5 separate regions of the Homo sapiens genome follow, and regions 1, 2, 3 and 4 are each linked to region 5. A link is a contact called in ENCODE Hi-C or POLR2A ChIA-PET data. All regions are on one chromosome and are shown on one strand. The core of a region is the stretch at or near the end of the contact, and the rest is flanking DNA. Distances in the headings are between cores, read along the strand shown.

Region 1 (4,197 bases), core at 959-3,458, 1.2 Mb after region 5:
TGTGCTGTGTTCTGTTGGTGAGAAGCCAGTCACTAAATCCAATCACCCTCGGAGGAAGGGGATCACTCAGCAACTTATGTACCAGGAGGCAGGGATCTCTGGGGCCAGTGTGGAGGCTGCCTGGGACAGTGTCTGAGAGGAGGCAGTCAGGCCTGATTCTAAACATAACGGAGGCTGGGCGCGGTGGCTCACACCTGTAATCTCAGCATTTTGGGAGGCCGAGGCGGGTGGATCACCTGAGGTCAGGAGTTCAACACCAGCCTGGCCAACGTGGTGAAACCCCGTCTCTACAAAAAAGAAATACAAAAATTAGCTGGGTGTCTCGGCAGGTGCCTATAATCCCAGCTACTCCGGAGGCTGAGGCAGGAAAATCACTTGAACCTGGGAGGTGATGAGTGCAGTGAGCCAAGATCATGCCACTGCACTCCAGCCTGGGCGACGGAGCCAGACCCTGTCTCAATAAACAAACGAACAAACAAACAAACAAACATCATGGGAGCCATTGGAAGGTGTTCCCATTGGAAGATGCTCCCATATGCCACAGGGGGCCGATATCTGATTTTTGCTTCATTTTCAACCCGTTCATGGTGCAAATGAGGAAACCAGACCAAGAAGGGAGTGACTTTCCCCAGATCACAGCACCAGTGCCCAGCCTGTCCGACTTGTATTCCGGGCTGTGTCTCGCCCCTGTGAGAAGTTTCTTTCCTCACAGTTGTAAAGGCCAGAGGTCCAAAATCCAGGGGTCAGCAGGACCCTGCAGTCTCTGAAGGCCCTTTTCCTTCCTAATCCTTCCATCTCTAAGTCTGTGAGGCAGCTAACAGGTTTTGTAGTATTGTCTCACATTAGCGTGGTGATGTCCCCAGGAAGTAGACGTTAGAACCATCCCCATTGTGCAGGTCAGGAGACTGGGGAGGCCCTGAAAGGCACAATGGCTAGTTTGGGGTCACAGAACTGGCAAGAGGCAGGAGCTTGGTGACCCAGATGGCTTCCCCTCTCTGAGCCTCAGGGGCTGGGAGCATGAGAACACACTGGTTGGCTGTCCCAGCTCCCAGGGTGGCTGTGAGTACCTGGAAGTGCCCCTTGTCTCCCCTCACACATCTGCCATCACTCTCCCCATTTCCTTAACCCCCAGCACTGCTGCCACTTGATTTTTACGAACATCTGAATATGACGAACATACAGATTTTTACGAACATCTGAATATGACGAAGTAGCAAAGGTGGATATTCACTCATTCATTTCGTATCTGTCTCCTGGGCCCAGGCCATGCCGGGGCGGGGGGTGGGGGTAACAAGAATCCGGGGAGTTGCCAGGGGAAGGGGAAGTGCTCATCTGGGGAGTGCGTGGGCACAGAGAGATTCCAGAAGGAGGTGTCCTGTGGTCGTGGTTGATTCGTGGAGGGGAGGTGTGGTGATGGCACAGAGGGTGATGACTGGGACCAGTGTCTATCGGGTCAGCTTCCTGGGCTGCTGTCACAAAGTGCTGGGTGGCTCAACACAACAGAAATGTATTCTCTCACAGTTCTAAAGGCCAGAAGTCCAAAATCCAGGGGTCAGCAAGGCCATGCTGTCTCTGAAGGTTCTAGGAGAGGATACTTCCTTGCATCTTCCAACCTCTGGTGGCTGCCAGTTTCCTTGGCATTCGTTCCTGGTTTTGTAGACGTGTGACTGCAAACTGTGCCTTCATCAGTTCGTGTCTGTCCGCCTGTGCGTGTCTGTCCAATTTTCCCTGTTATCATAAGGATAGCAGTCATTGGATTAAGGCCCACCCTAATCCAGTATGACCTCATCCGGATTCTATCCGCACAGACCCTATTTCCAAATAAGATCTCATTCACGGGTACCAGAGATCTTTTTGTTCAGGGACACAGTTCAACCCGTAACAGGAGTATTGGGAATGATCCCCCTCCCAAAGGCCGGGTACCCGCGTGCCTACGGGGACTAGGGGAGCAGCGGGGAGTCGGAAGACATCGCAGGAACCCAGCCCCCAGCCAGGGGGTGTGGGGGCGTGAGCGGAGCCCGCCTGCTCCTCAGCTTGGCGCGCTCTGGCGGCAGCACCAGCAGGTGGCGCTGTGCCCTCCCGTGCGGCCGCCCAGCCCGGCGCGGAGCTGCCGCAGACAAAGGTCTCGCTTTCGGGTCGCGAGGAGCTTGCGCACAGCTGTAAACAGGCCAGGGGCACGGCCACCTCATGGGTGACACACACGGGAGGAAATCAAACCAGGCGGGGCCGAGGCGGGGTGACTGGGTGGCGACTTTGCGTCGGAGGCCGGCGGGGGGCGGAGGAGGAGGTGACAGGGGTGGCGAGGAGGACCATGGTTTGCAGACCGTGGTGTCAGCGGGGCGGAAAGGAAGGCAGGGAGGAGGGATAGGGGACCTGCGAGGCTGCAGGGGCCAGGAGTTTGCCTTTCGTTTGGTTCCTCGCCTGCAAGCTGAGCCGGCCTTTCTCAGGCCTCTCCAGAGGCCGTGCGGCTGATGACACTGCGGTTTGCAGATAGCTCTCCTGTTACTGCAGGCCCAGGTCTGCGGGTGCTCGGAAGGCAGCCCTGGGCACGGGTGGGCTGTCTGTGCAGATAGAGACTTGAGGGGTCCTTCCCCCCAACCCCAGCCCCAGACCCTGCCTCAGGGGAGCTGGGATGCCTGAGGTGGTCCTGCTGCTCCTGGTGGGGGTCAGCACAGCCCCTCAGAGGCGCCTTTGATATACAAAGGGGCGAGGCAGTGTGGGGCTGAGGAGCAGGGGTCAGGTCCCCGCCATGGAGCTGCTCACATGGCATCAGCGAAAGGGAGCGGAGTGCACAGCGGGCCGCTGGCCCAGGAGTGGAATGAGTGGAAGCCATTCCTTTATTTTATTATTATTATTATTATTATTATTATTATTATTGTTGTTGTTGTTGTTATTATTATTATTATTATTATTATTATTATTATTGAGACAGGGTCTTGCTCTGTGGCCCAGGCTGCAGTGCAGGGGCCAGATCACGGCTCACTGCGTCCTCGACCTCCTGGGCTCAGACCTCCAGAGTAGCTGGGGCGGCAGGTGCACGCCAACACTCCCAGCTAATTTTTGGATTTTTTTTGTAGAAACAGTTTCACCATGTTGCCCAGGCTGGTCTCAAACACCTGGGCTCAAGGGATTCCCCCCGCCTCGGCCTCCCAAACTGCTAGGATTAAAGGCTTGAGACACTGCATCCAGCAAGAGGCCATTTCTTACTGTCACCTCCCTACCCGCACAAGGCCCTCCCACCACCTCCTCGCTCACCGAGCTACCAGGCCCGCCCCTGAGGCTGCTGGTCCTTGACAGTTGGTTCAGCGATTGATTCACACAGCAGATACTGGCCTCTGTACACCTGGCTGGCGCTGGGTGCCTGGCCTGTGGGAAGCACCCTGGCTTCTGTGGAAGGCTCAGGGGTATGGGGCAGACAGATCTTGTGGAGAAGGCATGGGCTGCGAGCCTGGGGACCTGGATTCAGTGGCCACTCTGCCATCAGTGGCGTGGTCAGTCACCATTGCACGCTAGCCACAGGACTATTCTCCACAGAGTCCTTCCCTCTGTCCCCTGCTGCAGAGGTGCCTGGTGATGACAGCCAGCCTGTAGGCCTTGTGCTAAAGTGTCCCTTGTATCTGCTCAGCACTCTGCAAGATAAGTGCCACTGCCATCCTCACTTCCAGGTGGGGAAACTGAGGCACTGGAAGGGGAAGGAACTCCCACAGCTAGGTAGTGGCAGCTTGGCAATGGCGCCTCCCCGTGTGCACACAAGCCTGGGAAGGGCCAGGCACCAGGACCACATTCCTTCCAATTACAGTGGCCTTCCAACGGTCAGGGCTGGGCCCGGCTGCTGGGCAGGGCGGGGCTGGGAGGCCCTAGGCCCCAAGTGGTGGTTAATGGCGGCAAGGAGACATAAACAGAGCTAATGAGCCCCTTTCATCGTCTCCCTGCTCTAATGAAGGCCTTGGACTCTGGGCTTTGCATTTTGGGGGTTCTTGATTCTGGAGCCTCAAAGAGTCTTAGGGCCAGGGGTATGTGGGCCCCCCCATAGGGGTGGGGTGTGAGCTTATGGACTCCCAGTGTCCCCTCCCAGGGCAGCCAAGCCAGGGTGAGGAAGTGGAGAGGAAAGGGAACGGGAAGCATTGTGGCATCCCCCTAAGAATGACAAGCCCCAGAAAAAAGGGAGTGTTCCCGTGGCAACCCAGAGCAGTTGCT
Region 2 (4,447 bases), core at 1,505-4,004, 2.0 Mb before region 5:
TGGGGCCCCTCTGGGCAGCCCCCACGGGGTGCAGAGGTGAGCAGGCCCAGTCCTGGCTGCTCCAAGCTTCCTCCTGGACAGAGGGAGGTGGTAACGAGCGAACGACCAGGTGCATGAAGCTAGAAGATGGGGCGAGATGGGGCCCCACGTGGCTTGAGGGAAAGGGCTGAATGCAGGGGTGGCCAAGGGCCTGCTGTGTCCCGGTGCAGTGGGGGTAAGGCAGTGGCAGGGGCTTCTAGCGGGCAGGGCAGGCCCCCTCTGCCTGTCTGGGGGAAGGACTGGGTGGCTAGCTGGGAGCAGCTCCCGAGTGTCCAGGAGTGGGCAGTGGTGATGAGGTAGGTGTTTGCACTGAAGGTGCTGTCAGGTAGGGGTTGGGGAGGGCCCAGCAGAGGGGTCCTGGGAGGCTGCACCGGAGTTGGACAAGCTTCCTGAGTACCAGGCCGTGGCCTCCAAGCAGAGGCGGAAGGGGAAGGAGGAGCCGCAGACGGGGAAGTGAAGACCAGCGCCTTTGGCTGCAGCTCAGAACACTTGAACATGGGGATGCCAAGCCCCCATGTAGGCACAGAGGCGAGCAGGACCCAGGAGTCCGGCTCAGGCACTGCCCCCATCCCCCTGGGTGGCTGTGGCAGGAGCAGGGGCAGGTGTGAAGGTTGGAGGGTGAGCAGGGGAGGGGCTGGCTCTAAGGGGCTGCCAATGGCCAGGACAGCCCTGGCCTGGCCCTCACCGCAGTGGGGCTGAGACTGGACGTGCGTGGTTTCTGCCCAAGGGTCCTGATCCCTGGTCTGCCCAGGTCCTGGCGGTTTCTGAGGGGGTCCAGCCGCCTGAAGGTTCTCTCCCAATTGCTGCAGTACCCCTGCCCCCACTTCAGGAGGACCCAGACAGCCACTGTAGCTGTCCCCAACTCTCTCCCCAGGGCCGCCATGCCCACAGATGCTTTGGAGTGATGGGGGACGGTGCTGCTCAGGCCCAGGGTTTAAGTTCCCCCGAGGTCTGGGAGGCGTTCCTCCCTGGCAGGCAGCCAGCTCGGGGGAGGGATGGTCACTGGCGGGAGCGTTGGGCCTGGGCTGGCATCTGGCGGCCTCCTGGAGCAATGAACAGGCAAGCGAGGCCATAAGGCCTCAGTCTCATCTACAGAAAGCAGAGTCTACACTGGACCCATGTGGGGATCCCACCAGGCCTTGGAAGACAGCCCCACTGCAATGCCGGGGAGGGGTGGGGCAGCCGTGCTATACGTGGCCCAGCAGATGGGCAGGTCCCACAGGCACGACTCTCCTTTCCAGGCTGCCTTGCCGGCGGGGGGAGCCCGAAACAGCCCTTTGCAGCTCTGCACCAGGAGCAGGTTTTGCGGAACCCCCATGTAAGGCTTCCCCGGGGTGGGGTCCTCCCAGCCGTGGGCCTCAGGGTGACCGATCACAGGGAGAGTGGCTCCCTGCCCTGGGCACCCCCTGCGGTGGCCCCGACGACAGCTGAGGAGTGACCACAAGGTCTCTGCCCACAGTGCTCGGGGTGCGGTGTCTGGGCTGCGAAGTGGATCCCCCTTTCTTGGGCACTGCAGCAGCTTGGGGGGCTTTTTGGACGTGGATGTGCCTGGTCCTGGTTTTCCGAGGGCCTTTACAGTGGATGAGGAGGTGAACACAGGAGTCCTGAGAGCAAGCACCACCTCGGGCTTTGTTGTAGAAACAATGGCCCGGACCCCAGGCTGGAGCCGTGGCTTGGCCTCCTGGGTGTGTCTTGGCATCTGAAATGCAGGCTACCCACACCGGCTCACCTCCAGGGGTACAGGCAGGTCCCACAGGGAGAGCTTGGCGCTGAGCTGAGGCTGTCTGGGCTCCTCGCCTCCCAACCAGTCTGCAGTTACAGGGGCCAGTGGGGGGCGGGTGAGAAGGACGGGTTCCCTCAGGGGAGCCGGCCGGAGCCCGAGCCTTCCCCCTTCTCCAGGACGCAGGCCTGAGCAGCGGGGAGCCGCCCGAGAAGGAGCGGCGGCGCCTCAAAGAGAGTTTTGAGAACTACCGCAGGTAGGCGGGCGGCCCCCAGGCTTCTCCAAAACGGGCTGGGGAGCGGCAGCCGGGTCGCGCCTGAGACACCTGTCTTCACAGGAAGCGCGCCCTCAGGAAGATGCAGAAAGGATGGCGGCAGGGGGAGGAGGACCGGGAGAACACCACGGGCAGCGACAACACCGACACTGAGGGCTCCTAGCCGCAGCAGCGCAGGCCCCGACCAGGGCACACCCACCGGCCCGGCCTCCTGCCACCCGGGGGTGCCGACGCCCTGGGGCGCAGACTTCCCCGAGCCGTCGCTGACTTGGCCTGGAACGAGGAATCTGGTGCCCTGAAAGGCCCAGCCGGACTGCCGGGCATTGGGGCCGTTTGTTAAGCGGCACTCATTTTGCGGAGGCCATGCGGGTGCTCACCACCCCCATGCACACGCCATCTGTGTAACTTCAGGATCTGTTCTGTTTCACCATGTAACACACAATACATGCATGCATTGTATTAGTGTTAGAAAACACAGCTGCGTAAATAAACAGCACGGGTGACCCGCATTCCCGCTCGGACACTCGCGCGCAGCCCCGCGGCCGTCCCTCCTCGCTGCGGCCCGCGGTGTCCTCGGGGTGCGAGCTGCACGTGGACGCAGGGCCCCCTCAGGCCGCCAGGGGGCGGCATAGCGCAGCGCGCCCCCGACCCGGAAGACGGAAGCCCAAGAACGCCGCTTCCGCCCGGCGCCCACTTCCAAGATGGCGGCGGGGCGGGGCCGGGGCAGGGCGGACGGAGCCGGCGAGCGGGATGCTGCGGACTGCGCTGCGCGGCGCGCCGAGGTTGCTGAGTCGCGTGCAGCCCCGGGCGCCCTGCCTGAGGCGGCTGTGGGGCCGCGGGGCCCGTCCAGAGGTCGCGGGGAGGCGGCGGGCCTGGGCCTGGGGCTGGCGGCGCTCAAGCTCCGAGCAGGGGCCGGGGCCCGCGGCGGCTCTGGGGCGCGTGGAGGCGGCGCACTACCAGCTCGTCTACACCTGCAAGGTAGGCGCGCGGCGGGACGGAACCGGGGACAGACCCGTATCTGACGCTACACGGCCTGCGGGGAGAAGCGGCCCGCCGGGGATCCGGGAGGCGGCGTGGTCAAGTCACAGGAAGGAGTGGAGCCACCCCTTGGGGCTTCTGGGAGGGAGCGGAGGCGGACCATGAGGAGGGGTGGAGCCGTCCCTGGGGCGGGGCCTTCCCGGGAGAGGGCGAGGTTGGGGGTGGGTGGAGCTATCCCTCGGGGGCGGGGCCTTCTCTGGAGAGGGTGAGGTGGCTGGAGCTACCCCTAGAGGGGCGGGTCTTCCCGGGAGGGGCGTGGCGGCCCTCACAGCCTCACCAGCTACCCTGTCCCAGCCAGGTCTGCGGGACTAGGTCCTCCAAGCGCATCTCCAAGCTGGCCTATCACCAAGGCGTGGTCATTGTGACCTGCCCCGGCTGCCAGAACCACCATATCATCGCTGACAACCTGGGCTGGTTCTCGGACCTGAATGGGAAGAGGTGAGGCCTGTACCCCAGGGCTGGGCCAGAAGGCCACCCAGAAGTACCCTGGCCTCCCTGGGGGAACCTTGCCCTAGTGTTGAGGTTTATAGATCTCACCTGGGAAATCCAGCCACCTTATCAATACAAGACACACAGTTAAATGAGAATTTCCTATAAAGCCCAGATAGCTTTTGAGTTTAAGTATGCCCCAAGTAGGGGGTGCGTTTTTATTTGTTAAATTTTGCCAGCCCTGTGGCCCTGCCTCCCTGCCTCTGCCTGCCCTCTGCCATCACTGGCAGCCTTGTCCCTCTCTAGCGTGGAACTTTTTTGCCCTCTGCCATCTTGGGGTGGCTGGCCCACAGCAAGGCTTGGGGTGTGGACCAGGAGGTGTGGCCTGGGCCCTGGCTGCTGGGAGAGCAGTGGAGGTGGTGCCGGGAGCCTGGTCCGGGCCTTGCCTGGCCGGGAGGTCCTGGGCAGGACAGTAACAGCGACAGCAGGTCTGAGACCAGCATGCCAGGTGCTTGGTGGTACCTGGCCCTTGGAGCTGGGACTGTCCTCCCATCAGACCCGGGGCTGCAGATTCTTCCCTCTGGCACATAGGGGGCAGGAGCAGGAGACTGGGTTCCTGAGGCGGCGCATACCGGCAGAGACACAGGGCTGGTGAGGGCACACAGGCCAGCGTCTGAAGTGCCCGTGTGGCCTGATGCCACAGGAGTGCTGGGCCTGGTGCTTGCAGCTCTGGCCTGGCCATGGGGCGCCCTGAGGGGACTGAAGTGCAGGGCGGCTGGGGGGCCCTGAAGAGCCATGTTGCCTCCCTGCCCCCCAGAAATATCGAAGAGATCCTGACGGCCAGAGGCGAGCAGGTGCACCGTGTGGCGGGCGAGGGGGCCCTGGAACTGGTTCTGGAGGCTGCAGGGGCCCCCACATCCACTGCAGCTCCGGAAGCGGGTGAGGAT
Region 3 (3,959 bases), core at 786-3,285, 1.9 Mb before region 5:
CACTCCTTGTTCCCCTGCCACCTCGCTGCTGCTCCTTCTGGAGGCCTGGGGCTCAGTGTGTGGCCCTCCCCTCTGTCCCACAGCCTCCCCGGGGGACCTCAAGCAGCCTCAAGCGCTGAGCTCCAGACTCGACTCCCACTTCTAAACCCTGACCTGACACCTCCCTTAGAGGTTGAAAAGGCTGCTCAGATGTAACAGGTCCAAAGCAAACTCATGGCATCCTCCCCAGCATAGCTCTCCCATCTCGCCGCTGCAGGATTTAGTCTCAGCCGTAAGCAACCCCATTCCTCTGGTTGCTTTGGCCCAAACTCTGCGAATGTGACACCCTCTGCCTCCACCCAGACTCAGCCGACCCCTCCACCAGCACTGCCTCTCACCCCTCCCCGGAGTCCCTCCAGCTTGTGGAAGGAGGCGGCGGCCCCTCCCAGGTCCCCTGCTTCCCCTCCTGCCCCTCCTACTCTGCAACTAGAAGGGCAGAGCTGCATCCTTGCACCGATCCTTCCGTGGCCACCCCCCCATTCAGCATCAAAGTCTGAGTCTGCGGCCCAGGTTGTGAGGCCCCCTGGGTCTCGCTCGGGCTCTCAGCTTTTCTTCCCTCCCACGCTTCCCCCAGCTTGCTCCGCTCCCACCAGGTCCGGCTCCTTGCTGTTCCTCCAGCGTGCTCAGCACCCTTCTGCCCCAGGGCCTTTGCATGTGTGCCTCCTCCCTCACCTCCTTCTCCATTCGGGTCACCTTCTCAAAGACCTCCCCACCCTCCTCTGTACGGCAGCCCTGCTGGCACCTGCTTCCGTGTCCGGCTTCATTGCTTTTCATAGCACGCGGTGGCTGCTTTACGCGTTGGTTTGTTTGGGGTCTGCCCAAATGCAGGCCAGGGACACTGGGGGCTCGGTTTTGTTCTTGATTTGTCTCCAGGGCTTGGCACAGAGCAGAAGCCAGGAAACGTGGGTGATGGAAGGAAACATGAACAGGGAGACGCAGGACGTGAGGAAAAGGGAGCAGACGCCTTGGCCAGGGGCCCTCTGGGGAGAATCCTCTCATCTGGGGTTAACCATTGTTAGCAGCAAAACCTTTTAAACAAAATCTTACACAGAACCCCACAATACAGTTATCTATTTATTTTGAGACAAGGTCTCGCTCTGTCATCCAGGCTGGAGTGCAGTGGCAGAGTCACGGCTCACTGCAGCCTCAAGCTCCCAGGCTCAAGCCATCCTCCACCTTAGCCCCTCAAGTAGCTGGGACTACAGGTGTGCACCACCATGCCCGGCTTTTTTCTTTTTTTTAAGAGATGGGCTCTCGCTATGTTGCCCAGGCTCGCCCACTCCCTTGTTTTGTTTTGGTCACACAGTTCAGAGAAAATCTTGACATGTGTAAAAATTAGGAATAGGAACAAAAAAAAAAATCAGGTATCCTGTTCAATGAAGCAAAAAAGTCATATGATTTCATTTCCAAACCGTGAAGCTGCATTCGACTGGAACATCCTAAAAGGTAGCACACAACACATCTGACTTTGAGTGGATGTTTTGCTGCATTTTCTAAGCGTTCCAATATCATATTAAAAAGTCGAGGCTGGCTTGCAGACCCTCTGAAGCCCCAGGTGGGGTTGCCAAGTAAAAGAACCCCGGAATAGTTTTTTACGTCTAAGAATGTCTTGTTAAATTTGTATTTCAGGCATGGCACAGACCTAGGCTGAAAAACCGACTCACTGTTTGTCTGAAATTCACGTTGAACCTGGCGTCGTGCACTTCCATTTGCTAAATGTGGCCACCTGGCCCTGTTCAGGGAAGGGGTTTGGGGAACGCGCGGCGGGGTGGGGCGGGGCCTGGGCGGAGCCTGCCGCGCCTGGGCGGGGAGATGGCGTCATCAGACTCTTGGGGGCGGGGCTGCCACGCATGGGCGGGGGCGGGGGCGGGGAGAGAGGGCGGGGTCAGACGTGAGGGGGCGGGGCGGAACAGAACTGGGCGCGCGGGGGCGGGGCCGGGCGCGCCGGCGCACGTGACGGTGGTTGCCAGGGTGAAAGTTCAGCGCGCCGGCGGCACTTCCAACATGGCGGCGGCCGGGGCGGCGGTGGCGCGCAGCCCGGGAATCGGAGCGGGACCTGCGCTGAGAGCCCGGCGCTCGCCCCCGCCGCGGGCCGCACGGCTGCCGCGGCTGCTAGTGCTGCTAGCGGCGGCGGCGGTGGGGCCGGGCGCGGGCGGTGCGGCGCGGCTGTACCGCGCGGGCGAGGACGCCGTGTGGGTGCTGGACAGCGGCAGCGTGCGCGGGGCCACCGCCAACAGCTCGGCCGCGTGGCTCGTGCAGTTCTACTCGTCGTGGTGTGGCCACTGCATCGGCTACGCGCCCACTTGGCGGGCCCTGGCTGGGGATGTGCGAGGTGAGGCGCGCCCCCGCGCGGGGACCCCCCGACCCCCGGGACCGCGGCCTTCCGGGACCCCTTGCGACCGCCCCAGAAGGCGGGTCCCGGGGCCCCTCCCCCGTATTTCTTTCCTTACCGCAGAGCCAGTCCCTGCCCCACAGAGGCACCCGACTCGGACCAACCCTGGCCTTTCCAGGGGCGGGAGACTAAGCCAGCTGCTCCCCATGTCTCTCCCAGTTAATCCCCGTTAGATCCTGACGAGTTGGGCTGTCTGAAGTCAAAATGAAACCATTCTCCCGCAGCCCTCACCGCACGCTTGGGGATAGGGAAGCCCTCCCGTATCCCAGCTCTCAAAATACCTATGTTTTGAGCCCCAAGAACTTCATTGACCTTCCAGGCCTCCTACCCTACCTGTTTCCTAGCGTCCACACACCCCATCCCCAGTGCCCAGAATTCCTGTTCTCTGAGGATCCCTCATTCCTATTCCACACTCGTAGCCACCCCATTCCCTTTGAACCTTCATCATTAACTTTCTGGTTCGGATCGCTGGCCATATAGTGGGTGCTCAAAGTGAACCCACAACTTAGAAGTCCAAATACTCTGGAGACTTCTCTATAATACCCCAAAACAACCTATAAAGCAATTTTTTTAACTCTACAAAGAATTTCATTGGTGGGCTCCTTGATCACAGATGCACAGCCTTTGAGAAATCTTTCACCAAACTGCTGGTAGTGTTCCGCACTTTATTGTTTAGTGCTTTCATCTGGTCGCACGTTGTTAACCAGTCACGAAGTTACTCGCCTGCTCTACAGGTTAGAGTTGGCGTGGGAGGGGGCATTCACAACACCCTTCCCTTAAAATGGTATTTAAATCACTGAAGTAGGAGGTCCTCCCGACCCAGTGAGGTTTGGCAGGACTTCCTGTGTTGTGCTAACCTCAAATTACATGTTTCAGTGGGCAAGATCTGTAACAAATTGCTACTCTTTCTTCCTGCACCTTTGTTTTTATGCCTTACACCCAATCCTGCTGTATTTTTCTCATCGCAAACAGATTTGTAAAGAAACTTTTTTTCAAGTCTAAGTAGGGCTTTTGTATGTTACTGTAAATGGTTATCTTTAAAATGCATTCTCCTCTTAGAGAGCTGGGGCCTTTTGATTCTAATGGATTCCTCCTCTTTGATCTCATGTTTTCTTATGTCCCTGTTGACCTGACTCAGAACTGAGGTCAGAGACTGGAAGAGATGGACAGAAAAACTGTTCAGTGGGGTTTTTAGACACTGCTTTTAGGAAAACAAACAAGTAATTCAATCACGTAGGGAACCCTTCAGTTCTTGTGTGTTATTCAGTGGCAGAAACAGATATGTTCATTAAAATGCAGGTGGCCCTGGCAGGACTTGGTCACTTTTTTTGTGGGTTTTGGTTTTGATTTTTTTTTTTCAGTTGAGTCGCTGAAGTCTAAAGATCGTACCAGATTCAAATATTGCAAATTCTGTAACCGAAGCAGCACATAGGCAGCCTTGAGAACTGTCCCTGGAGCTCAGAAGGAAGGCCCCTCCTGAGAGCCACACAGTAACGTCCATACCCAGTGGTGTGATGAACTCAACTCA
Region 4 (4,031 bases), core at 1,435-3,934, 1.1 Mb before region 5:
CAGCAGATCTGATGCTGGCTGAAGTGATGGGGATGGGGCACGTATGTGACGTTATCTGCTAGTTCTCAAATTCTGGCCACCCACTGCAGCCCATGACATCCCCCATAAAGTCACCTTCTGGAGAGATTCCCCACTGACACAGAGCACTGGGGGACCAACAATGCGAGAGGAGCTCTTTCACTGGCTAGCAAACCCACGCCTGCCTTACTGTAGGTGTTATTCAAATTGCCTCTGCAAAATGACATAAATGACAAAACATTTGCATTAGCCTTGGGCTGAGGAGCGTCTAAATTAAGACTATTGACTCCTTAAACAGCAATACTACCTTAAGAATACTACCTTAAATACTACCTTAAGAAAACCGGCCCAAGTCAGTGTCTTTACACTAGATGACAAGGTCGGGGAGGGGAGTTTTCCTGGGGAAATAGTCTGTTCTCCACTAGCCACATTTACAGCTTCTGACTGGTTGCAGAGAAGGCCTGGACACCCAGTGAACAGTTTTCTAAGTTGTCAAATCACCTAGTTCAAGAATGGTATTAAAAAATCTGGCCAGGTGCAGTGGCTGACGCCTGTAATCCCAGCACTTTGGGAGGCTGAGGCAGGTGGATCACCTGAGGTCAGGAGTTTGAGACCAGCCTGGCCAATATGGTGAAACCCCTCCTCTGCTAAAAATACAAAAATTAGCTGGGCGTGGTGGCGTGTGCCCGTAATCCCAGCTACTGGGGAGGCTGAGACAGGAGAATTGCTTGAACCCAGGAGGCAGAGGTTGCAGTGAGCCGAGATCGCGCCACTGCACTCCAGCCTAGGAGACAGAACGAGACTCCATCTCAGAAAGAAAAAAAAAAATCGAGGGGGGTCGTCTCCCCAGGACAGCTTGTGGCTTTAAAACATTATGCGAGATGAATCATTCTTGAAAAGCCCCCTGGGTCGGGGATAGTGGCTCACACCTGTAATCCCAGCACTCTGGGAGGTGGAGGCAGGTGGATCACTTGAGGCCAGGAGTTCGAGACCAGCCTGGCCAACATGGCGAAACCCCATCTCTACTAAAAACACATAAATTAGCTGGGCGTGGGAGCCCACGTCTGTAGTTCCAGCTACTCCAGGGGCTGAGGCACGAGAATCGCTTGAACCAGGGAGGCGGAGATTACAGTGAGCCGAGATCAGCCATTGCACTCCAGCCTGGGCGACAAAGCGAGACTCTGGCTCTAAAAAAAAAAAAAAAAAAAAAACAAGAAAAGCCCCCTAATCAGTCCTTAGAGATAGGTGTGGGCCCAAGCCAGAGGTGCAGGCTTTGTCAAATTGCTGCCTCAGGATACGGTCTTGAGGGTGGCTGTGGGGACACCCAGCACCTGCACCCCAAGGCCACACGGTGTCAGATTTTAGGAAGCGGTGGAGAACACTCGGGTACCTTCTCGGTCCAGACATCAACCTTCTGGAGAGAACCAAAGCACCCACACTGGGCCCTCGCCATCCTAACAGTCTGCCCACCTGTGAGAAACGCCCCCAAATACTCTACATTTCTCGGTTGGCCGAAAAGCAGCTCAGCCAGCGGTCTTACCTCCCAGGTGGGGTTTCCCCCCAGGGTAGGGAGGCCAGGGTCTGCAGGCCAGGGAGAGGAGCCCCGGTGCAGGAGCGGGCGGGGCAGCAGGAGGACCCGCTCCAGCCACCCAGAAGTGGGCGTGGGCTAGAATTCAGCTCCCAGCCTTCCAGAAGCTGCAATTTTACAACCTCACTACAAGCGTCCCCCAGCAAAGCTGCACCGCCATTTCCTGTGCTTGGGAACTGAAGGCAAGGTGAGCCCCTCCCGGCTGCCCCGGCCCGACCTCCCCTGACTCCCAAGCTTGGGCTACTCACGGCCTGCGGGCTGGGCAGGGTCCCCCAAGGGAGCTCCCCTCCCCGAGGGCGCGCTCACCCTAGCCGCTGGGATCGGCGACCTGGTCCTCGGCCCGGCGGGAGTGAACGCCTCCCAGGGAAGAGGCCGGGCCTCCAAGCAGGTCTGCACCCCCGGAGTTATGTTTCTGGGATCCGAGGACTAGCGAGCTTGGGGCCCGGGAGAGCGGCCACCCTCCCGGAAGCTCCGCCTGGCGCAGGGCGTGAACCGCAGTCTCCAGGCCGGCCGGGCCGCGGCCATTCTCGGAGGGCAGCGGCCGCCCCGGGCCGGGCCAAAGCTCCCCACCGCGGGCCCTCACCTGCGCCTCACCTGGGGCTCCAGGAGCGCGGGGCGCGCGGGCCGAGAGTCGCACGGAGGCCAGAGACAGGATCCCCGCCCGGGGAACGGAGCAGCCCCGGCGCCGATCCCCGTCCGCCTGCCTCGGGGAGCCCCCGCCGCCCGCCCGCCGCGGCCTGCACGGCGCGCCGGCCCCGGCCTGGCTGGCCCTCCTGTCCCCGACCCCCCAGCTTCCCAGCCCCCGAGCCCCCCGGCCCCGGCCCTGCACCCGCTCACCTCCGCCCGTCCCCCGCCGCCCGCCGCGCGGACCCCGCCTGCGCCCGCGTCCCACGTCCCGGGGGAGGCGGCGGGCCGGGGGCGGGCCGGAGGCTGCAGGGCCAGCGCGCTCCGCCCTCGGCCGGGGCGCGGGGAGGGGGCGCAGGGGCGTCCGGCCGGGCCCCCCGCCTCCCCGCCTCCCCGCGCGCCGCCGCTGCCGCCGCCCCGCGCCCGGGCCGCGCCGTGGGAAGCGCGGGAGGGGAGGGGCGGGGCGGGGGGCGGGGCGACCCCCCCAAGCCGCCCCCTCCCCGCGACCTACCGGACGGTGGCGGCGGCGGCCGCACTCCGGAAGCCGTGCCCGTGGCTGGGCATCATGGGAATGGCACGGCCGAGTTCCGGGGGAGGCGCGCGGCCCGGCCGGACCCCCGCCCGCGAGAGCGCGCCCACCTGCCGCCGCGCCCGCGCCCCGGGGACGCCCCCGCCCCGCCCCGCCCGGTTCGGACGCGGCCCCCTCCGCGGGGTGCGGGGCGAAGGCGCTTGGGCCGGGCCGAGCCCCGTGCTGCCCGCCTCCCGTACCGCGGCCACCTCCGGGGGGCGCGCAGGGGGCGCGGGGTCGCCGGGAAGTTCTGGGCGCGGGGGGCGTGGCCGTGGGAAAGCGCTCGGAGCCGCGGGAAGGGAGCGTGCGGGGCCCCGGCGCCAACCGAGTTCCTCCCCGAAGTTCACGCGGGGCTCCGGGCTGAGACCGGCCCGCCCGCCCCTCCAGCCCCACAGCCTTGGGCCGGGGTCGGGGGCGGCCCCCGCGTGTCCCCGCGGCTGCCCCACCCGAGCTTGCGGCGGGGAGTGGACGCACGACCTGCCCGGGGCGGCGGCTCCTCGAGCACACCTGCCGCCAGGTTCGGGGGAGGGAACAGTTTCTAGGAACTGCCCCGGACCTTGAGGCCGCTGCTGTTTCTGCTTCTGCTGTGCACTGACCATGTGACCTTGAAAGTCTTCCCAGTTTTGTTTTATAAAAGGTCCAGGGTGTGTGCCCGAGGCTGGCGGTGGCCCGGGTGTGCTCAGCATCCCCGGGCGGCGGGGAACGGGCAGACCCGACTGGATCCTCCCTCAGCGCCCACTCGTGGAAGGGGCAGATGGTGCGCAGGGGCACCGCGCTGCTTCTGTAAGCCCCCTGGGCCCTGATCCACACGTGTCTGGGAGATGAATTTGTGGGTTCGGTTCCTGTCTAGAAAGTGTCAGAGATTTGATAGGATCAAAATCAGAGACTTGCCTTGGAGGGGTGCTTCTAGTCATGCCAGCCTGGGAAGCTGGAGGGCCAGTTTTGGGTCAGGAAACCCATTAAAGAATTGTTTTAATGCCTTCGTGAATTTTTTCAAAAAGCAATTTTTTTTTTCTCATGAAATAATACTCTTTCATTACCAAACTTTGGGGAGATGATCTAATTAATAAGGTGACTTCCCAGAGACATGGGCTGTTAAGGTTTTGGCATGCTGCTTCACAGTTTTTAAAACAGTGCTGTGGTGAACAGCTTTCATGATGCCTCCTTAGAGCGGCTCTGAGCATTTCCTGCGGGCAAATCCCTAGAAGAGGCCGGCGGGCCAAAGACTATGCT
Region 5 (4,451 bases), core at 1,147-3,646:
CTACTGTCATTTCCCGCTTCCCCATGATTCCCGGGTTTCCCAGGGCAGGATGGGTTTTTTTTTTTTAAGAAGAAGCCAAGTAACCACCTGCAGAACTGGCCCCTAACAGGGACGAGCAGGCAGGGTCTGTCCCTAGAGGGCTGAGGGGCTGGCAATGACCGGCCAGTGACTGTGGGACTCGGAGCCCCATCCCAGAGTGCCTGCCCAGGGACGGGTTCCCAACGCAGCCGCTACTCCTCCACTCCCACGACTGGCACAAACCTCAAGGGACGCCCATCCCCAAGGTGCAACCCGCACGGCCAAAATGAAGTCCTGAACCCAGGGGCCAGGACCAGGGACCGCAAATCTGAGGCTGGCCCTTTTAGGAGAGCTACAGGGCATCTGATTTTACCAGGAAGCACCCACATCCCCCAGCCTAAAGATGGCTAGGGTAAGCGAGAATTCAGGTAGCCTCATGGACGGAGTCACCCACCCATCCCAGGGACCCAGAAGTCAGGAGGGCTTGGCCCAGCCAGCGCCAAGGAGGAAGCCAGAGGAGAGCCGTGATGGAAATCGCGCAGCTCTGGGGCCAGGCCTGTCCAGCCACGCTCGCTCCACTGGTTCCCAAAAAGGAGCTCCTGCCATGGGGGTACAGGGAGGAGGTGGGCTCAGGGCCACCCACCTAGAAAGATGCCAAGGGGCCCCGGAGAGTCCTGAGAGCTGCTTTCCAGCCACAAGGCCGGAGACACTCGGTAAGCTGACCTGTGCCCCTGTACGGCCATTCCCCCCGGGGCATCGTGAGCAGACCACCCATCTGCTGCCTGGGGCAGAGGCTAGGAGGGTGGGAGGGCGGGAGTCAAGCCCCAGTCCTGGCAGAGTCCCCGTGGAAAGAAGCGGAGTCACGGAAAGGGCGTGACCAAAGGCGTGGGGCCACCAGGAAGCTGGGAGCCCCAATCGCCTGCATGTGACGTCCTTCCCACCCTCCCCCTCTGCAAAATGGAGGCTCTGACACCGGGGCTTGCCCTGCACACTGCACCAAGCCAGGTGACTGTCACGGCCCCCTGCAAACACACAGACTCCATCATGTGGTAGAAGAGCTGCCGTAGGCCGCAGCTACCACAGCTCAAACACCTAACTGCAGGTGCACGCCAGGCCAACATTTCATTACATGAGCTCACAGAAGTGTGGTGACAAGGGGGAGCCGCTCCTCCTGCCCCCGTCCTGCAGGGGAGGAACCAGGGCTCAAGGAGGCGAGATGTTTCCAAGCCCGGAACAAGAGCTGCCGGGTCAACGCCTGGAGGCCTGGCTTTCTGAAGCCTCGGTCCACCCCTTGGCCACCCCTCGACCACCAGGGTGGCCAGACACAGCAGACACCCATGAGCCCTGAGAGTTCCAGCAATGACGCCCACCTTGGAGGACGGGTACCAGCTCGGGGACTTGGCAGAATGCTCACCTCTCCAGGGCCAGGCAGGGGCTCCTGGGCAGCGCAGCCTCCCTTCCAGGCCGTACCCCTGAACTGTGTCTAGCACCACCACAGGGCCAGACCTTCGAGGAGGGTGAGTGGGAAGCAGGGGAATTCCTGGAGAAACCCCGCCTGCCCCACAGCCCGCCTGTGTGGCGAGGGGGCCCCCAGCCTGTGGGCTCCTGGGGGTAGTTTCCCTTCAACAGGAAAAGAAATGATTCTTGTTTCATTTTGAGCCATGTTGCTCTCGGTGGCTCAGAGGCCCTGCCACCGCTGCCAGCAGCTCTGTCGTGGAACGGCCAGGCTTTCCACCCTCAGGGCGGCTCTCGTCTCCACCTTCATGTGCACGGCCACCTGGCTCAGGAACACCCCTGCAGTTCCTCAGGTCCCACCTGTGGTGGAGCGTGGCCAGCTCCATGCCAGAGGCCAACACGATGGTTCAGTCGGGGACTCTGAAATGATCAGGGCAGAGGATGCTCCCCCAGGCATGTCCTGGGGCCTGGCATGGGGCCGGCCTCTCTGGGGGACATCCCCAGTCTTCCCACGGCCCGCTGAGCAGCACCATTTGCAGATGGGGGCACCGGTGCTTAGAATAGGCAGGGCATGGCCACCGGGGCCACGCGGTGGACAGAGTCCAGGCAGGGAACCCCTGAAGGACAGAGCACCTGCTCAGCACCCAAGGCTGGCAGTGGGGACCCTCTCCAGCTGGTGCCGGCTTTCCAAGAATCCCCTCCACACCCGTGCCATAAGCCCAGGCCCACCCTAGCACGCAGCATCCTTCCCACAGAAGAGGCTTACCACCCACGCACCTGAGCCGGATGCCTGTCATGTGCAGGGGCCTGACTGGCGGGGCATCTGCAGACGGGGGACAGGGCCTCACCCATGAGACAGACCAAGAACGGGACGTCAGCCCGCTGAGCAGGACTTCCCCCATCACAACCCCAACATGGGCGCCCTCCCTGCCTCTGCCACTCCCAGGGCTGCGGCGGAGCTCAACGACACCAGCCCAGAGGCTCAACTGCACCCAGAGTTGCCTCTTCCGAGCTCAGCCTCAGCACGTCCCTCCTGCCCCGCAGAAACTTGCTGAGGGCCCGGGTCAGGCTCATCACCACTCTGAGCGAGACAAACCACCCCGTGGCCACAGGCGCCACAGGCCCCACAGGCTGAGCCTCAGAAACCTCCCTCCTGGCTGCCGTGCCTGCTGTGTAGGGCCTGGCCCCCCACCCACTGTCCCAGACTGGGGGCTTTGGACTTTGGGAGTGTAATGGGGAGCCCTGGGAACTTCTGGCAGCGACAGAGTGGACCTCCCGCCAAGTGACCCGTGGAAGGGACGGCAATGGAGAGGAGGGTGTGCTGAGCTGGCTTTAGCCTGGCCTGGGCTAGGTCTGAACTTGGCCACTTCTAGGGGCACCCGGGCCCCTACCCACTGTGTGTCAGACTCCCCCTCCCCTTCCCTTAAGCCCAGGGATTGGGGAGCGGACTCCACCCTGCACCAAGGAGATGCCGACCCAGGAGGCCGAGAGAAAAATCCTGCCGGGGAATGCAGGCAAGCGCAGGCTCCGGCCTGCTGCCCCCAGGACGGCCACCCCCATCCTCATCAAGGCTCTGACCCAAGGCCTCGCTGTGTCCCCTCCCAATCCCACCAATCGGCACATATCAGGGTACTGTGGCAGCAGGAGGGGACGAGCCGCTGGCCTGCAGATGCGAGGGTGAACAGGTGGCAGGCAGCTTCTCTGCTCCTCGGTGCCCAGCCCCAAGAACCTGAGACGGGGCTGCAGCTAGCACGCACGGTAACTCCCAGCCTAGCCGGCAGCCCCCAGGGGCCTCGGAAGGAAGGGGAGGGATGGAGAGGCCAGCTGCAGCTATGGAGTCTCTGTCCAGACTCTGGGTGACCCCATCCACAGAGTGCCTCCCGCAGGAACGTCTGCCAGCCCCCTCTGTACAGGCAGAGCCAGACATGGCCAAGTCCAGACCTTGCCCAGGCCAGGCTAAGGCCAGCTCAGCACACCCTCTCCACCACTGTCCCCTCCACTGGTCACTTGGCAGAATGTCCACTCTGTCACCATCAGAACTTCCCAGGGCTCCCTATTACACCCCCAAAATCCAAAGCCCCAGGCCTAGGATAGAGATGCCCAAGCCCTGGCCCCGCTAGCCCTCTGGGGCTAGCCCTCTGCTGTCCCAGGGCTCCCCATTATACCCCCAAAGTCCAAAGCCCCCAGCCCGGGACAGAGGCGCCCAAGCCCTGGCCCCCTAACCCCCTGGGGCCAGGCCTCTGCTGTCCCTGTCCAGCACCCTTCCCAGCCTGCTTGGCCTCACCAACGTCCACTTCTCTGGATCCCACGAGCAACCCCCCGGGGGTGACCAAAGCCAGCGCCCACGTGTGCAGGGAACCCAGCAAAACTGCATTTCCACCATTCTCTCCCCTCCTGACAAATCCGGGAAAACGGGTTCCGTGAAATGGCAACAACGTGCAGTCTGTGCCATCCAGAGGGGCAGGGGACGGGAGCGAGCTGAGGGCGTCCACGACAGGACCGGCCAGGTGGCGGATGTGACTCTCCGAGGAGGACCCAGGAGACCAAACCCCTCCTTGGAGGACCAGAGCTTGGCAGGGAGGTGAGTGGACACAGGCCTGAGGCCACCCTGGAGGAGGCAGGTCACCGGGTCTCAGCCCTCTGGGGCATCCAGCACGAAGGAGAGGAGCCAGAAATGTGTCTTCCAGGGCTTCTGACCCACACCCAGTCCGTCAAGCAGCAGCCCCCACCAAGCAGGGAGGGGGCTCTGTCCCTCCAGAGAACTCACAGCCTCCAGACACCTGGAGACCCTCAGCATCTGCCCCAGGGCACCCGGCTGTCACCTGGCTCACAAGGAGGAGGAGGCAGAGGAAGGACATCGAAGGATGACTCCCCTCCCCATCCAGGTGCAGGAAGACCAGGGAAAGGGGCCGGGAGAGCCCGATGCGCCCAGAATGGCGGCCACCAACTCCACAAGCTAAAACTTCCATGCGCCTGAC

The links. A loop is a pair of places that touch in the nucleus more often than their neighbours do. ChIA-PET counts read pairs that join two places held with the same protein, here RNA polymerase II (POLR2A). Pooled maps may share reads with other maps.
Region 1: a loop to region 5 is called in a map with no recorded cell type, with 7 times the contacts of the local background. The contact joins two enhancer-like sites. A Hi-C loop is called at or near these places in 4 of 37 single-sample maps with no recorded cell type and 6 of 50 pooled maps.
Region 2: a map with no recorded cell type shows a loop between it and region 5 (9-fold over the local background). The contact joins the promoter of DNLZ here to the enhancer-like site in region 5. A Hi-C loop is called at or near these places in 2 of 37 single-sample maps with no recorded cell type and 2 of 50 pooled maps.
Region 3: a pooled map shows a loop between it and region 5 (10-fold over the local background). The contact joins the promoter of QSOX2 here to the enhancer-like site in region 5. A Hi-C loop is called at or near these places in 3 of 37 single-sample maps with no recorded cell type and 3 of 50 pooled maps.
Region 4: a pooled map shows a loop between it and region 5 (4-fold over the local background). The contact joins the promoter of PPP1R26 here to the enhancer-like site in region 5. A Hi-C loop is called at or near these places in 1 of 37 single-sample maps with no recorded cell type and 1 of 50 pooled maps. POLR2A ChIA-PET finds 5 or more read pairs at or near these places in 1 of 52 experiments (activated CD4-positive, alpha-beta T cell).

What each region holds. Positions count from the first base shown.
Region 1 is chr9:133,142,467-133,146,663 of GRCh38, reverse strand. It overlaps a transcript of RALGDS not described here. Among named protein-coding and RNA genes, the nearest start is that of GBGT1, 19 kb to the left of the region's middle. RefSeq lists silencers at 1,899-2,018, 2,049-2,148 and enhancers at 2,295-2,854, 3,307-3,396, 3,447-3,576, 3,976-4,025, 4,076-4,197. Within about 2 kb of position 2,208, at least 27 of the 41 ENCODE cell types and tissues checked have a DNase peak (open chromatin) inside an H3K27ac peak, as active enhancers do.
Region 2 is chr9:136,362,051-136,366,497 of GRCh38, reverse strand. It overlaps DNLZ (DNL-type zinc finger), which reads left to right and starts at 2,754. Exons shown (of 3, transcript NM_001080849.3): 1 at 2,754-3,011; 2 at 3,370-3,509; 3 at 4,318-4,447. The coding sequence starts at 2,784. It overlaps CARD9 (caspase recruitment domain family member 9), which reads left to right. Exons shown (of 13, transcript NM_052813.5): 11 at 1,281-1,357; 12 at 1,939-2,015; 13 at 2,097-2,542. The coding sequence ends at 2,196. It overlaps LOC124902309 (a long non-coding RNA gene), which reads right to left and starts at 3,129. Exons shown (of 2, transcript XR_007061863.1): 1 at 3,046-3,129. RefSeq lists enhancers at 397-1,286, 1,287-2,177 and silencers at 2,389-2,488, 2,519-3,018, 3,119-3,398.
Region 3 is chr9:136,243,888-136,247,846 of GRCh38, reverse strand. QSOX2 (quiescin sulfhydryl oxidase 2) reads left to right here and starts at 2,035. Exons shown (of 12, transcript NM_181701.4): 1 at 2,035-2,371. The coding sequence starts at 2,044. RefSeq lists silencers at 1,798-2,067, 2,098-2,507.
Region 4 is chr9:135,478,435-135,482,465 of GRCh38, reverse strand. It overlaps PPP1R26 (protein phosphatase 1 regulatory subunit 26), which reads right to left and starts at 2,684. Exons shown (of 4, transcript NM_014811.5): 1 at 2,444-2,684. RefSeq lists silencers at 2,043-2,092, 2,103-2,162.
Region 5 is chr9:134,388,641-134,393,091 of GRCh38, reverse strand. All of the region lies in intron 1 of RXRA (retinoid X receptor alpha), which reads right to left. Among named protein-coding and RNA genes, the nearest start is that of MIR4669, 11 kb to the right of the region's middle. RefSeq lists a silencer at 1-109 and enhancers at 1,060-1,269, 1,310-1,799, 1,850-1,949, 2,330-2,419, 2,780-2,829. Within about 2 kb of position 2,396, at least 7 of the 41 ENCODE cell types and tissues checked have a DNase peak (open chromatin) inside an H3K27ac peak, as active enhancers do.